Linked DNA regions of Homo sapiens: region 2 is linked to region 1. A link is a contact called in ENCODE Hi-C data. All regions are on one chromosome and are shown on one strand. Each heading gives the region's core, a stretch centred on a gene start or an enhancer-like site at or near the end of the contact. The rest is flanking DNA. Distances are from core to core; before and after follow the strand shown. Region 1 has its middle 15 kb from the start of BTG2. Region 2 holds the start of RHEX (regulator of hemoglobinization and erythroid cell expansion).

Evidence for each region. Hi-C counts contacts between places; a loop is a spot of excess contacts on that map. Pooled maps may share reads with other maps.
Region 2: a loop to region 1 is called in a map with no recorded cell type, with 20 times the contacts of the local background. The contact joins the promoter of RHEX here to the enhancer-like site in region 1. A Hi-C loop is called at or near these places in 7 of 37 single-sample maps with no recorded cell type and 5 of 50 pooled maps.

The regions. Positions count from the first base shown.
Region 1 is chr1:203,316,587-203,324,513 of GRCh38, reverse strand. It overlaps the pseudogene RNU6-487P. Among named protein-coding and RNA genes, the nearest start is that of BTG2, 15 kb to the right of the region's middle. RefSeq lists an enhancer at 1-138. Within about 2 kb of position 3,398, at least 24 of the 41 ENCODE cell types and tissues checked have a DNase peak (open chromatin) inside an H3K27ac peak, as active enhancers do.
Region 2 is chr1:206,049,463-206,057,389 of GRCh38, reverse strand. It overlaps RHEX (regulator of hemoglobinization and erythroid cell expansion), which reads right to left and starts at 4,217. Exons shown (of 6, transcript NM_001007544.4): 1 at 4,125-4,217. LOC105372857 (a long non-coding RNA gene) reads left to right here. Exons shown (of 3, transcript XR_922473.3): 3 at 1-3,947. RefSeq lists enhancers at 4,102-4,161, 4,582-4,821, 6,185-6,684, 7,839-7,908.

The DNA of each region.
Region 1 (7,927 bases), core at 2,149-4,648:
ATTCCCACATTCCCGCAAACATTAAGAAGCTAGGAGTGGGCCAGGAGTCAGAAAACTCAGCTTCCAGTCTCAGCTCACTGTCTGCGTGTTGTGTAATTCTGGGCAAGTCATCTGGGTTGTTCAAGTTCTAGTTTCCTCTCTGTAAATTGGGGAGTTAAAAACCCCCACCGCCCTACCTCCTAGTGTGGTAGAGAGCAAGCTGATGCTCGGTCCAACACCAGGTAAACAGAAGAAGCTGCGCAAGGCTCTCCTCTCAAGTTTCCCACACCCACATCTCCCAGGAAGTGGAGTGGGCACAGCACTTTAAACGTAGTTCAAAGTACTTCACATCTATTATTTCGTGAGGCAACTGAGAGTAGAAAGGTCTAAGGCTGTGCAGAGATCTTTTTTTAGAGAGTAGGGGTGGAGGCTGAGCTAAGGCTAGTGCCCTCCCCGCAACCTCCTGAATCTCAGATTTTTGTCTCCCTTCTCCCTCTGCCTTCCATCAATCTAGCCTGACTTAGGAGGATTCAAGGGGAACTCTGGGTTAAGGTGCTAAGAGTTTATTTATTGAGGTCAATACATTCAGAATAAAAGGGAATCATCCCTATGTCTTAATCAAAGGTTTAGTAAAGTTACGATTCTGAGGCCACAGGCATGCGTTCTTCTAGGCTAAATGCCACTGCAGAGGGCTGAGCTGGTGATGCTGGTGTCAGGGGAGGATGGGAAGCACAGGGGAGGAAAGTGGCTACCCAGAGAACACAGGGAACAGTACTTGACGCTCTCCTAACTGGCCTCATGCCCTGCTCTTTTGCCCACCCACCTGACCTCCTGTTGTTTGTGTTGGCCAAAGTGCCAGTGCTCAGAAGTGGTTGAAATGTCTTCTCCTGGGCATAAATAAGGTAGTAAAGACATGTTAGCTGCAAAGGCATTTCTCAAAACATCTGTCTTTCCCAATCCTTGCCCAGGCTAACCTCACCCATCTCTGATCATTTCCATTTGTGTACCTAACATCCCAGCACTGATGTAGATCATGCTGTGTAATTCCATTAGTTTGCATTCAATCCCATGTGGTCAGTGTTTTAGGTACTTTGATATATAATTTTCCTGTCACCTCCTTTGGACTGGCAACACACTGTGGACCCATCCCTGTTTTTTCTCCTCTGCTGTCCTCTCTCCCTGTGCTTCTCGAAAGGACCTGTCTCTGCCCATAAGAGGGCACTTACTGCAGGACACTCATTACTTGCCTGCCAGACTGATGGCTGAAAACTCAAAACCATAAAAATGGGTTTCAAGCTGCCAGCTGCAGCTGGCCCCATGCTAGACCCAGATAACAACCTCTGGACTCCAAGGCCAGCATGGATCCACATCAATCCCTCACATTCAAATAGCACCATAATCTCAACAAGTGCTTTTACATCCTGGCCCACCCCCCTGGATATCTTTGAATTTCATCCTAGGAAACAGTCAGTGCTCCATTTTCTTTCCCCCAGGGAGTTGTCACAGGAGAAGCCTATTGGTCAAGCAGTAATTATGACAGAGATTATTTTCCTTTTGTGAAAACAAGAGAAGCCACTGAGACCTAAGCCTCCACCCTGAGCAGGCTCCAGTAAGGAAGTGGGTCACAATGAACACAAGGAGTTCCTGTGTTTTGTACCAGGGCTGGGAAGTCAGCAGCTGAAATTCCTGATTAGGGTGAAGCAACCCATCTGGCTGGCCAGTCTGTATTGAACTGGGATTTCTCCAATTGGAGTGAGACAAAGGGTAAAAGAGAGGCTTCCCTAAAGCATCTAGACTATCTAGTCTCCTCAGTCCCTCTTGCTTCAGCTTCATGTCCAGGTACTGTGTTAGATGCAGATGCTGTGTGAATGTTGGGCAACATCAGAGGTGATCTCTAGGACCTTATATTTAAATTGAAATATGACATATACACAAAAAAGAAACCCATGGAAGACACACAGTGGGAGGGAGCAGTGGCTTCTTGCTGTAAGAACTCAGCAGGTTTTTAAAACATCACCTAACATTAGGATGAATGGCAATGATTTCACAGAGGAGAGGTGATCTGAGCTTGGGCATAAGAGATGTGTAAGACTGGGATGTCAGACTGCTTATCTTATGTAGGCTATCTGCAAAGTGAACTGTGGCTTTGTGTAAAAGTTCCTAGAATCCAGAAGACAAGAGCACTAAGCGTGACAAGAAGAAACATAAGAAACCCTGGGTTGTTTGCTATAATTTTTCTTGTTTATTCAGTCAGTCTTGGATTCAAGCCTGACTGCCAGTTACTAGCACTGTGCCCATAGGTAATTTTGCTTAACCTTCTGAGCCTGTTTCTTCCTCTACAGTCTAAGGGTAATAATGTCAATGCTATAGAACTGCTCTGAGGAGGCCAGGCATGGTGGTTCAAGCCTGTAATCCCAGCACTTTGGGAGGCCGAGGCAGGTGGATAGCGTGAACTCAGGAGTTTAAGACCAGCCTGGGCAACATGGTAAAATCCTGTCTCTATAAAGAATATGAAGATTAGCTGGGTGTGGTGGTGCACGCCTGTAGTCCCAGCTACTCCGGGGGCTGAGGCAAGAGGATTGCTTGAACCCGGGAATTTGAGGGTGCAGTGAGCCAAGATGGTGCCACTGTACTCCAGCTTGGGTGACAGAGTGAGACCTTGTCAAGGAAAGAGAAAAGAGAGGAGAGGAGAGGAGAGGGGAGGAGGGAAGGGAGGGGAGAGGAGGGGAGAAGTGGGAGAAGAGGGGAGAAGAAGAGGGGAAGGGAGGAGAGAGGAGGGGAGGGAAGGGGATGAGGGAGGGAAGGAAAGAAGGGAAGGATCACACATACATAGACAAGTGTATCATTTCAACTGGATTGGAAAAACTGCAACAAACCAAAAATACTGTCCTGCCTTCTTGGGAAGAGTGGCCAGGGGGAAACCCGTGACAGTGTCTCTGCACCAAGCTGGCTGGATTTGGGGACCTTGGTGAAGGTGGGGAATGTGTAGCTGTTTCAGGTCTCAGGTAAGGAAATGGAGGCTTTGCCAAGGTCTCGCTCTCCACTCCTGGCCTTTGCCTGGGGAGGCAGTGCCATCCATTTCATGGCAGGTAGACAGTGGAGGTAGACCCAGTACTACCTGGGCTTCTCATGTAGAGATTAGAGTCCAGGGAGGCCTGAGGTCATTGGGGTGACCTGACCCCACCCTTTCCCCCCTGGAAAGAATGGAGGTTGGGAGCTTATGAAATGACCTCTTCCAGCCTGACCGAACAGAAGTGTCTGCCCTGCTCAGGAGGCCTTCTTCCTCCCTCGTCCCCTAACTGTTTACATGCTCTCAGAAAGGCAGGTGTCAGGAGGCAGCTGCTGCTTGTGGTTAGCTCCCCCTAGATACAGGAGCGCCAGCCTTCCCCACACCCACTGCCATTGGCTAACAGGAAACCAAAACAGACTCCCTCTCTCCACCCTCAGCCACCCCAGCCAGTAAATAGAGAGTACAGGAAACACCTGGAGGAGCAGGCAGCTGGCAAGGGAACATTCTGCCCACGAAGAAAGGGTTTGCAAGGGAGTAGCTAGGCTGGGGAGGAGCTGGGGGAGGGGGGTCAGGGGCTTAATTGCACTTCTCATGGCACCCACCAGCTGCTGGGAACTAACAGCTGAGTTGCTGAAATGCACCATCCTCCTCTCAGTCCCCCACTAACACATACACAGTAAAGGGATCATCCCTGTCTAGCACCAGCTTGCCTTGAGTGAGAACAAGAGCAATCATACAGGAAAGACTCCTCAGAAGGCTTTGCCTCCTTAGCCTCAGCCAGAGCTTCTGAACCTCTGTGGACCATGTAAAAGTAAACCCGTGGTTCAGGCATGAAGACTGAATCATCAGTCTTCATCAGCCCACGTGATGTAAAAGCCCGCCCATGTAATGTGAAAGCTCATTCCAAAGATAAGTCTTCAGTTATTTCCAAACTTACCTAGATCTCCATCTGTGTCTGCCTATTTACTGCTTATGATTTCAAGTTGTTGAGGTTCAGGGTAGAACTGACTTCACCAACATCAAATGAAGCCCTGCCATCAGCATCCAGCATCCACCCAAGAACGTGTTCACTGGTGTGTAGACTTTGTGCCGGGAACCATGTATGCAGGCTGGCTTAGCTTACAGAGCTCCTTCACTCCCTCTTAGGAGACTCCCAAATAGAGCACTTTTCCTTTTAGGTTTAGAGTGGGAGGATGGAGGGGTGGTGAGGAGGGGACACTTGCCCCACAGCTACCTGAGGACCACACTGTAGTTTGTTCAACCCGTATCTGTCATCCAATGGTCAGTGTACTTAGGCCTGCTCCGTGCAGAATGGTAGACAAGCACATGGAGGTGAAAAAGGAAATAGAAATGATTCCTGCCATGGAGGTGTGAGTGACGACAGTTGGAGAGGGGAGAAGGGCTTGCAGAGCCACCAGACGTCAACTCAAAGCAATGTGCTGCCGGGCCCGGTGGCTCACGCCTGTAATCCCAGCACTTTGGGAGGCCGAGGCCAGCAGATCACTTGAGGTCAGGAGTTTGAGACCAACCTGGCCATTGTGTTGAAGCTCTGTCTCTACTAAAAATACAAAAGTTAGCCCGGTGTGATGGCACGTGCCTGTAATCCCAGCTACTTGGGAGGCTGAGGCAGGAGAATGGCTTGAACTGGGGAGGCAGAGGTTGCAGTGAACCAAGATCACACCACTGCACTCCAGCCTGGGTGAAGGAGCGAGACTCCATCACACACAGACACCCACACACACACACACACAGAGCAATGTGCTGACTGTGTTTGCTATAAAAGTGTGAACAGTAATAAACTATGTGTATACATCCTTAAGGAGTTCTGAAGTAAGAAATATGTCATAAAGATGTGAGCAGTTTTAAACCATATGCATGAATGCTGGAAACCCCTGAGGTAAGAATGTATATAGAGGACAAGTGGAATTATTCAGGGAAGGCATCCTGAAGAGGCAGTGGTAAGGGAAAACAGCATTGATGCTGGAGACAGGCGCACATAGGTTTTAAACCCATTTCCACCACTGCCCTCTTCTAGTTACTGGTGCCTTGCTTTCTTCATCCGTGAATCTGAGGTCATAAGATCTCAGAGACTGCATTCAAAAAAACAGTAGAGATACTGTGTGTAAAATACCAGGCGGAGTCCCTGGCAATAGTGAGTGTTCAGCACACAGTAGGTGCTCACATCCTAGAAGAAAGTGATTTGTGCCACATCAATTGGCAGAGTACAGAAACTTGCAGATGTCAGCAGAGCTGCAAGGAAAGGTGAGCAGGAGAGAATTCGGTGAGGGGCTCTGGCCTGGTTGGGCTACTGCACAAGGAGTTTGGGGTTGGAAAGACTGAGAGAGCCTGGGATTCCCATCTTAGGAATACAGAATGGCAAAGAAAGTCTGCAGGAAGGGAATGGCATGATGAAAATAGAGTTTGCATGCTCGCTTCGGCAGCACATATACTAAAATTGGAACGATACGGAGATTAGCATGGCTCCTGCGCAAGGATGACACACAAATTTGTGAAGCATTCCGTATTTTTATAAATAAAAAAATTGGGAAAAAAAAAAGAAAATAGAGTTTGCGTTGTGCTAGGATGATGGTCAGTCCGGTGGTAGGGCAGGGAGGGCAGGAGGCTGTTGTATGAATGTTACGAGGACAAGACCTGGGTTATGTGCCGGCAGGAAATAGAGCAGAAGAAATAGGTTGTTTTTTTTTTCCTGTTCCATATGGAAACAAAAATAGAATGGTAAGAGATAATTTAGCACAGGTGACTCATTTTACAGATAGGAAAACTGAGGCTCATGAAGGAGAAAAGGTGGTGCAAGGCTGCAGCCATTGTGGATTTTTCACAAGATGATTTATAAACTAAACACTTTCCAAAAAGAAAGAAAGAAAGAAAGAAGAAGAAGAAGAAGAAGAAGAAGAAGAAGAAGAAGAAGAAGAAGAAGAAGAAGAAGAAGAAGAAGAAGAAGAAGAAGGAGGAGAGGAAGGAAGGAAGGAAGGAAGGAAGGAAGGAAGGAAGGAAGGAAGGAAGGGAAAGAAAGAAAGAAAGGAAGGAAGGAAGGAAGGAAGGAAGGAAGGAAGGAAGGAAGGAAGGAAAGAAAAAGAAAGAAAGAGAAGGAAAGGAAGAAAGAAAGGAAGAAGGAAGACAAAAACTGAGGCTCAGAGTGGAGAAGGGACTTGTTCAAGATATCGAAGACTTCTATTACAAGTTACTGTCAGCCCTGAAGCTAGGCCCCCTATTTCCTAACAACTCCTACCCCAGTGCCATTTCTGTGAGCCCCCAGCCAGCCTCCAAAGTAGACACTAGGAAGGATTTCTCTGGATAGAAATCAGCGTTTAGTAGCTGTGGAATCTATTCTCCCTCTCCTGCCACTGGGGCCAGAGTCCTTTCCTGGCATCAGCCCAGATTTCTTCTCTCCAGGTTGTTACCTTTTGGGTAAATCCATTTAGGGAGTTAATTGATAACGAAGGCTCTCTCACATTATGATTTAAGGTGTGAACACCCCTATTTAAGTGACATTTACATTTCAATAAGAGGTGTTTAAAGACCTAAAAGCCTGCAAGATTCAAAGGACCAAGTTTTCTTAAGGTGCAATCACAGGTTCCTAGGGAGTCCCAGCTCAAAATTGCTGAATGGGCTTAATTTTTTTTCTTCCACCCCTGATCTAAATTCCTTTCATCCACTAGCCTCCACTCTTGGCAACTTTGACATTCATTTGTTCAACCAGTATTCACTAATACCTACTAAGTACCAGACACTGTTCAGGCAAGGTCTCTAGTCTACATTCTAGCTATAAATTCAGGGTTATAAAACCGAACATCATGGGAACTCAGGGGAAGGCCATGTAGCCCAGTCTGTGAAGGAGAGATGTCACTGAAAAACTGTGAACTTGAAAGTGTGAACACTGAACAGTGAACATTGGAAAAGTGTGAACTTAAAAACGTGAGTGAACCTGGCTAAAGTAGGTGGAAAGGAAGGGGACAGGGCATTCCTTGAGCAAAAGCCTGGAGGCTGCCGTCCCAAGCACAAGTTTAACGGGTACCACCAGTTGAAGGTGGGGAGCGCTGCTTTTTATCTAATTTTAGGGGTGAAGAGGCCCCTTGTGTGCCCTCATTTCTATCAGGAACATGCCAGAATGCTCCTTCTTAGAGATTGTGGCCATAGGGACAGCCTTCCACTGAGGTCCTCAATGCAGAGACTCACTCCTAGCTTGGGGGATAGGGTTGAAAACCCCTACATCCCATTCCCAGGTGGCCCCAGGTACATCATAGGCCACAAGTTGAGAGCACATGCAGATATGTACTTTTAAAAAAACAGCCTTTAGCACTTTCAAAAAATTAGTTGCCATGATTAGAGTTTAGGGAAATGTCAAATAAACATCTACATTTCAGGCTGCTCTTGAAAATTACCATATCTGAAATCACTGGCCTCATGATTGCAGTGGACTGAAGCTAAGGAACAGAGGCTCTGTTCAGACAAGGTTTGAGCTCACTCCTCAAGTTTACCATGGCTTTTGTCCAGCCAGCCTCACTTATCTACTGCCTGGTCCCACCCTCACTCCCCTGCCCATCGAATTTTAAATGGCCCTTCCCTGATAGTGATGTTAAGTAAAGCAGTTCTTGCTCCAAACTCACCCAGCTATTACCTCTTCTTATCTGATATGCTCTAGGCAGCCTGTGCAGTTTACTGGACAAGAGTTGAATCAAGGTTCATTCTTGTTTATAGGAATGAGGGTGGAGAATGGCAGAGCCAATGGGAACAAAATGGCTTGAAGCTGCTGGGGCCCAGAGAACCAGGCTCACATCAGGGGAAAGGATTGGCTGCGTATCCAGGGCATACTCGTTTGTATAAGATCCTTATCCAGGGCCCTGGTAGCCTCTTAGACTGAGCTCAAACGTTTTTCTTGCCAGCTCTGCAAAGAAGTGGTGTGGAGAAAAAGCCAGA
Region 2 (7,927 bases), core at 2,968-5,467, 2.7 Mb before region 1:
GCTATGCAATACTGTCCAATAATAAGACTTTCAGAACCCAAAATTTGTCAGGGTGGTTCTTTTGGGCTGGGAATTCATCAGGAACCGGGTCTATAGGAACCAATTCTCGGGCTTCCCATGGCCATTGATCTCCTGTTACGGTTCCTCCACAAACATGACATAGGCGACTTGTAGAGACTGGGCTACATGTTTGGCTAATTGCAAAAACAAATTTTTAGTTTTTCCTGGAATCTCAGGTACTGGCACATTTAGTTCATCATAGAAAGTCTGAAATACTGGTTCTGGAGAACGTTTTTGAACCTCTCCTTTTATTAGGATGCTTACACTAGGATCTAGTCCTTTTCCATCAATGCCTAATGTTACATATTTTTCTTTATTCCACTTTGGGTCTGAGGGGTTTGTGATTATCAATTCTAAAAGGTTGCAGCTCCCACTCATGCAGGAGAGGCTGACTTTTCCTTTTTGGAACCAAACACTATCTTTTTTAACTTATTTTCAAGTAGCCGAAATAACGCAAGACCAGTATTGACACATCTCACATAAATATGATTCTTGACAGATATACTTATTTTTTTTTACTGTGTAACTTTTTTTTCCAATTTAGAGAACCACATCCTCATCCATGCTGCTTACTATCAATAGTGGCACAAGTGTCAAATTTTAAGGTTACATTTTTGGGGACCCCTCTTTCTTCTGTTCTAGCTATTACCTTTCTTGTGTCACCTAGAAAAGGACCAGTCCTTAATTGTATTTTAAAAACTGTGATCATGGGAGGCTTAAAATGGGTCATAACACGCATCAAGTTGGTTATTTCCTGGGCTACATACCTTGGATAGAATAGCATTATACAAACAAGTTTCTTTTAGAGTCCTGGTACACTTATAATAACCATAAAATAATAGGAATGTAGCAATCTTTTGTCCTACCTCAGTGACTTGATGTATATACTGGAAACAGTTCTCAGTCTGAGGAAGGTCAGTTGAAGTCCTTACTGTGCAAGTCTAAATTTTAAGGAAAATTAGTCCCGCGATGAGTTTCCTCATGCTTCAGCTGTGCGTGGACCAGTCAGCTTCCGGGTGTGACTGGAGCAGGGCTTGTCGTCTTCTTCAGAGTCACTTTGCAGGGGTTGGTGAAGCTGCTCCCATCCATGTACAGCTCCCAGTCTACTGATGTTTAAGGATGGTCTCGGTGGTTAGGCCCACTAGAATAAACTGAGTCCAATACCTCTACACAGTTATGTTTAACTGGGCTCTCTGACACCGGGAGGAAGGTGGCGGGGTTTAGGTGTTGCAAACTTCAATGGTTATGCGGGGATGTTCACAGAGCAAGCTTTGGTATCTAGCTAGTCTAGCATTCATTAGCTAATGGTGTCCTTTGGTATTTATTAAAATCACCACAGCATAGGGGGACTTTATGTTTAGGTTTTGTCTAAGAGTTAGCTTATCTGCTTCTTGTGCTAACAGGGCTATTGCTACCAGGGACTTTGGACATGGGGGCCAGCGTTTGGAAACCTCATCTAGTTGTTTTGAGAGATAGGCCACTGGCCTTGGCCAGGGCCCTACAGTCTGGGTTAAAACTCCAACTGCCACTTTTTCTCTTTCTGACACATAGAGTGTAAAAGGTTTTGTCAGGTCAGGTAGCCCCAGGGCTGGGGCCGACATGGGTTTTTTCTTTTTTTCAACTCATGAAAAGCTCATTGCTGTTGGGTGTAATAGATGCAGTTTATCTAATCTACATTTTTATTGACTGTCATCTACCAAAATATTGACTTAAATCCTGTAGCTATTTGATTTCGGACTTTAAATTGATCTGGTGTTCCTTGCGGGGCTTCGATTGCATCTAAATAGATGTGAGAGTTGAAAGACCCATAAGGGGCTTCTCTCGCTTTACGATGTCTTATTATTTTTTTTTTCCTTCCTCTGGTTGATGAAATGCCAGGGTGAAAGGGATAGCCAAATAGGCTAAAGCACAAGTGCCACTCTAGTTATTCGGCAGAGTGCCCAATAAAGGTCCACGACAATACCATCACACATCCGCTCGGGGATGAACAAGGGCTGACTGACTGATAAGCTCTTGAAAATTCTTAAGCTCACTGCATCCCTTCAGGTCTCCAAGGAATGCTAAGTCTCCTCCCTGCCATGAGAGACATGAAGTGAACTTAGTGTTGGGAGACGGAAGCTGGACGGCCCTCAGGGGCTGACCCGCAGGGACTTTGGGATATAGCAGAGAGAGCTTGGCATGACTTATTACTCCAAGCTGTAGAAACCTGGAAAATAGCTACCCTGCAGCCCATGCCTGGTCAACTGGAGGACCACCTTAGTGGAAGGGGGACAATCAGGGCCTCTGGCCTGCCATGTGCACAAGCATAACAATTGCATTTGTTTAAAGTGCAGATGGAATATTTGATCCATTTCAGCCAGGCACTTGCATCTTGGCGTGCTGTCTTAATTGCCAAAGTTTGTTTTAAGTCTTTAACTTTTATGATCCTCTAGTAAAATGAATGTTTCCTTTAGCACCAATTTTTATTAGTTTTTAGACCAAAGAAAGCTAAACACCATTTTATATTTAATAATGTTTCTTGTATGATTTTTATACCAGATAAGCTAAATTTTACCTTTATATTAGTGTGTTATTAATTTTAAACTGAATTTTAATAAAACCTTGTAGACATATTTATCCAATTTTTCATGTTTGACCATAAGGTAAGATTTTATAGACTCTTTTTAACCTTTTATAATTTTTGTTAAAGAGCAGGTTGATGCTTTAAGAAAAACCTGTGGCATTTTTTACTTTAATGTCCAGTTCACAGAAAAACTGGATGATACCTTTTTAACTTTAGCTAATATGTTTACACACAGAATTTTCTTTATAATTAACGTTTTAAAACTTGCTTAAACTTTTAAAACAATAATTGTTTTTAACCTTTTAATGTAGGTAAAAATCCACATTCTTATGCCCCTTTATAATCTTTTTACCAAAGGTATGTTTTACTTTTCTTATACACCTTGCACATAAACTGTTTTTTTAATAGTACTCAGGAGGCCTTATTACTTTTAAATTATACAACATTTTTTGCATAAATTTTTTTATAACATTTTTTCTTTCACGACTTTTGCCGACAATTCTTCAATGTGTCTCAACTTTCTGACTTATTACAAACATTTTTTTTCTTTAAACACCAGTTAGTTTATTTCAGGACAAGAATTTACCATATAACACTCTTTTTACATAAATTCTGTCTCCCCCCACTTTTTTTTTTTTTTGAAGATAACCATTCCTTTTTTTTTTTTTTAAAGCAAACTTTCTTTATGCCTTTGGACTAGACTGTCTAAGGCCACAAGATTAGAAGTTACCATAATACATGTTACACTGTTAACTTTAAGCAAACTTCACTTTTGTTGAAAACCTTGTAAGTTTGGGATTTCAATTATCCTTTGCTATTAAGACCTTGTTTAGTCTAAATTAACTTAGAATTGGTATAGATGGCCTTTTTTTCTCTCTACTGGTCTTTCCTTGCCTCTGCCAGCCGCTTATGCTGCTGTTCTCTTAACTACGTTGGCGGGGCAAGGGGGTATAAAAGCAGCTGTAACTTTCTATGTATGGAAACTGGTCTGGGTGCCTTGGCTTACGGGTTACCTTGTGTCATACCTTTGAAACAAGGGACCTGTCCAGGCTTCCTTCTGATGGCCAACCCACCTCTAATGCTGGCCAGTCTATTTCACACAAAGTTCTAAGTTTTCCTGGTGTCACAGTAACACTGTAATCTCCCTTAAATTCTTTCTTGAATTTTTTTTTAACATAGTTCCTAGTGGGGTGGGCTTATTTGTACCTGACCCATGCTTCTTCGAGACAAAACACCACACCCACACCACACACATGCCACAAACAAAAAAACAGGTAAAAAGGGCATACACACTCTTGCAGTTTACACCAAACCAAAATCAAAACCAAAATCAGAGTATCCAGAAATCCAAGCCAGGTCAAAACCAAAACCAAAACCAAAGTATCACACAATCTAAGTCAAGTCAAAACCAGAACAGAAGTGCCAATGCAGGCATGTCGTGGGTGATCAGGCCACACTTCCACCTAGATGGAGTGGGGCAAGTTCCAAAGACTAGTCTTACCAAGTTTCAGATGTCCGGACTCCAAGTGCCAGTTCCTTCCCGGTGTTCAGCCACTGTGTTAATCCTCCACAGGGAACTGCTACACGCTGCTCTGGTGAGGCATTCCACCGGGGCAATTTCCTACCCGGGAGTGCTCTTTGGATCGCGTCACTCGGGCTGGCCGGAGTCCGCCTCAGGGATGCTCCACAGGGGAGGCCTAAGCCGCCTAAGGGGCTGCCTCGGCTGTCCATCAGTTACCTCGTTTCCTGGTCAGGGAACCAAGAAATGTAGCAGGACGAGCCGCAGACAAAACCCCTCAGACACCAAATTGTAGAAGGAAGGGCTTTATTCAGCTGGGAGCATCAGCAGGCTACTGCCTTAAAATCCGAGCTCCCCGAATGCACAATTTCCGTCCCTTTTAAGGGCTCACAATACTAAAGATTTCACATGAAAGGGTCATGATTGATTTGAGCAAGCAGGCGGTATGTGACAGGGGCTGCATGCACCGGTGGTCAGAGAGAAACAGAACAGGGCAGGGAGTTTCACAATGTTCTTCTATACAATGTCTGGAATCTATGAATAACATCAGTTTCTAAGTTATGAGTTGATTTTTAACTACTGGGTTTAGGCCAGGCAGGCCCAGGCCTGGTTTCGGGCCTGGCGCCGGACTGCCTGTCTTTGGTTTTACTTCCTTGTTGTTTTTCCTTAAAACAGGTACTGAGTATAAAACAATATAAAACAATATGAGAGGGTCTCTCTCTTCCCTCACAGTGACCTGGGTCTCAGACACTTCCTAACTGTGATCTTAGGACAAACACTTAGCTTTTCTGAGCCTCATCTGTGAAACAGACAGAATATGAATGCCTACCTCATGGAGTTGTTTAAGAACTCAGTGATCAGACTATTATTCAACAGTAATAACGAGCCAGGCCCAGTGGCTCACGCCTATAATCTCAGCACTTTGGGAAGTCAAGGCAGGAGGACCGCCTGAGCTCAAGAGTTTGAGACCAGCCTGGGCAATATAGCTAGACCTTGTCTCTACTTTAAAAAAAAAAAATCCGAAAATTAGCTGGGTGTGCTACTGCATGCCTGTAGTCCCAGCTCCTTGAGAGGCTGAGATAGGAGAATCACTTAAGCTAGGGAAGTCGAGGCTGCAGTGAGCCATGATCACACCATTGTACTCTAGCCTGGGTGACAGAGCAAGACCCTGTCACAAAAACAAACAAAGAAACAGAAGACAGGAATAACCACCATTTGTATTGTTCTAGTTTTCAGTTGGTCTTACCTGAGCAGAGTAATTGGGTGAGATTGTTCATGGAGGCATTGCTGGCTCTCTAGTCCTGGAACCTACAGTTGGTCCAATTCATTATGCCAAAGGGTCCGTCTAGGAGGTTCTTGTTCCAAGTATTGAGATTCCCGAGAGAAGTAGGTCCCCTTAGATAGAAGCAGAGTTTCTCAGAGGTATTTAGCAGCAGCTGGTGGACACAGGACTCAGGGAGCTGGCCCCCCTCTTCCCTTCCATGTCTTTCATTCCTGCATGGGAACCTGTCAGATGGGGAGATTGTTAAAATCTCACCACTGGAGGGGAGGGCCTCAAAGGCCATGGAGACAGCACCTCTCTCTTAGTGAAGGCATCTTCAGATAGAATTCAGCACAAATTCAAAGGTGGCTCCCCAGACCCTATCTGTCACATCGCCCTCTCATCTATTAGTATCTGAAGTCACCTTGATCATTTATTTGTTTACTTGATTATTGTCAGCCTCTCATCACATGAATGTGAGCTTCATAAGAACAGAGACCTTATCTGTTTTGGCCAACATTTCACCCCCAGTGTCTAGAAAGTGCCTCATGCAATGAATAGGTCCAATACATATTTCTTCAATAAATGAATGAATGAATGAATGCCAAAGACTCCTTCATAAAAGCCAGGGTCAACTGACCTCTGCCAGAATTTTGGAGAGCCTACACCACAGACTTTTGAACCTCTTAGCTGATGACAAATCTTTAGCCTTCGAAGCGGAAATTGATTTGAAAGAGCCCAAAGTACTCCGGTAAAGTAGGTGATGTTGAACTGGGTAATGTCAATTTCAGAAAAAGAGGACACGTGCCTGTGAAACACCAAGAGCAGTGTCCTGGGGTTGGGGAGGACACCTGCCTGGGTGTGGGTGGCCAAGGGGAAGAAGGAAGAGAAAGAGCAGGGGAAGATGCTGTCCCACAGCCACCACCACAGGTGTTCACCGGCCTCAGGCGCCAGCCCTGCTCAGGGTGAGAGGCGAAGAGGGAGGTGTGCTTAAGGCCAAATGAAAGAGGATCTGCCACCCTCTCCTCCCCCAACTCTTACCACATTCTAGCAAAGAGAGCTGCAGGAGCAGTCAGGAAATCCCCTAACAAGGCAAGCATTGGAACCAAGAGCCCAGGTGGCACGGATGAGTCACTTCACTTACTTGGACTCAGTTCCCCTATTTGTGAAATGAAGCAAGGATGAGAAGAGGAACAAGACGTGATCAAGAAAAAGGCAAATGTTTTCACAAGTGCCTGTCATTGCCCCCTTCTGTTGTCCCCTTCCACATGTCACCTGGTACATTGTACATTTCTTCTAACAATTGTGTTATTGGCCAGGAAATACAGAGAATTCTTTTAGAGAATAGGTTTTCTAAGTGTTAAAATTGTTTTTATTTTTAATTTTGTAAGGGGAGGACATCATCACCTTTTCAGTTTGGGACTTTTGAAGTGTTTGTTTCATTAGGTCACATTCAGATGGTTTTAGAATTCAAAAGGTACAAAAGGATAGTCCTGGAAAAGCTGCTCATCTGCTCTTGACCCCAGCCATCTAGTTCTCCTCCCTGGAGGAAACCAGCATGCCCAGTTTATTGTGTACGTTATGTGTACATGAGCAAACACACAGACACACAGAAACACACTCACCATACAGGCGTCTTCCTTACACATGACAGTGTACTACATACTTTGTTTTGCCTTTTGCTTTTTCACTTAATATATCTAGGAGTTAATTTATTATTAATACATACAGAACTTTCTCATTCCTTTCTTCCTCTTCAGAGTGTTCCGTTCTATGGTTGCTCACAGTTTATTTAACTGGTCATCTAGTAGTAAATTTAGATTGTTTCCACTTTTTACACTTGAAATGATGATGTAATTATTAAACTGCAACAAACATCATTTGCACAGGTGTAAATATGTGTGTAAAATTAGAGAAATGGCCATTAAAGTAGATCTGCCATCCCAGTTTTAGGAAGTCAGTATTCCTTTTTACAAATCCAAAATACAGTGTTACCCAATTTGACTACTCATATTATAATCCAGATTTCACTCTGGCTGTTTCCAAAAATCAAAGCACTCCTCAGAGAACAAAGATATGACATCACTGAGGATATTCAACAGAACTACCAATTTCTCTAAAGGCCGACCTCCAAGGAGAATCCAAACGCCTTCAGCAATAACAGCATCACTAGAGTGAGTATAGCATGTCCCTGGATGCTGATGATGGAGCGATAAACCCTCATGACACAGACATTTCCAAACAATTCAGGCAAAGTTTACTGAGTGCCAACTACATAGTCTGTTTAAAGCCCAGTCTGTCCTATTACACTGGTCTTTCAGTTTAAATAAATAAATAAATAAATATAAATAAATAAATAACCCAGTCTGTAAGGATGAATAGAAAAAGGCCTTGTCATCAAGAAACCAATGATCTAGGGAGCAGTTCTCAAAGTGTAGTCCAGGGACCCCCTGGGGGTTCCAGAGATCTTTTCAGAGGGTTCATGAGGTCAAAACCACTCTCTTAATAATACTAAGATACTAGT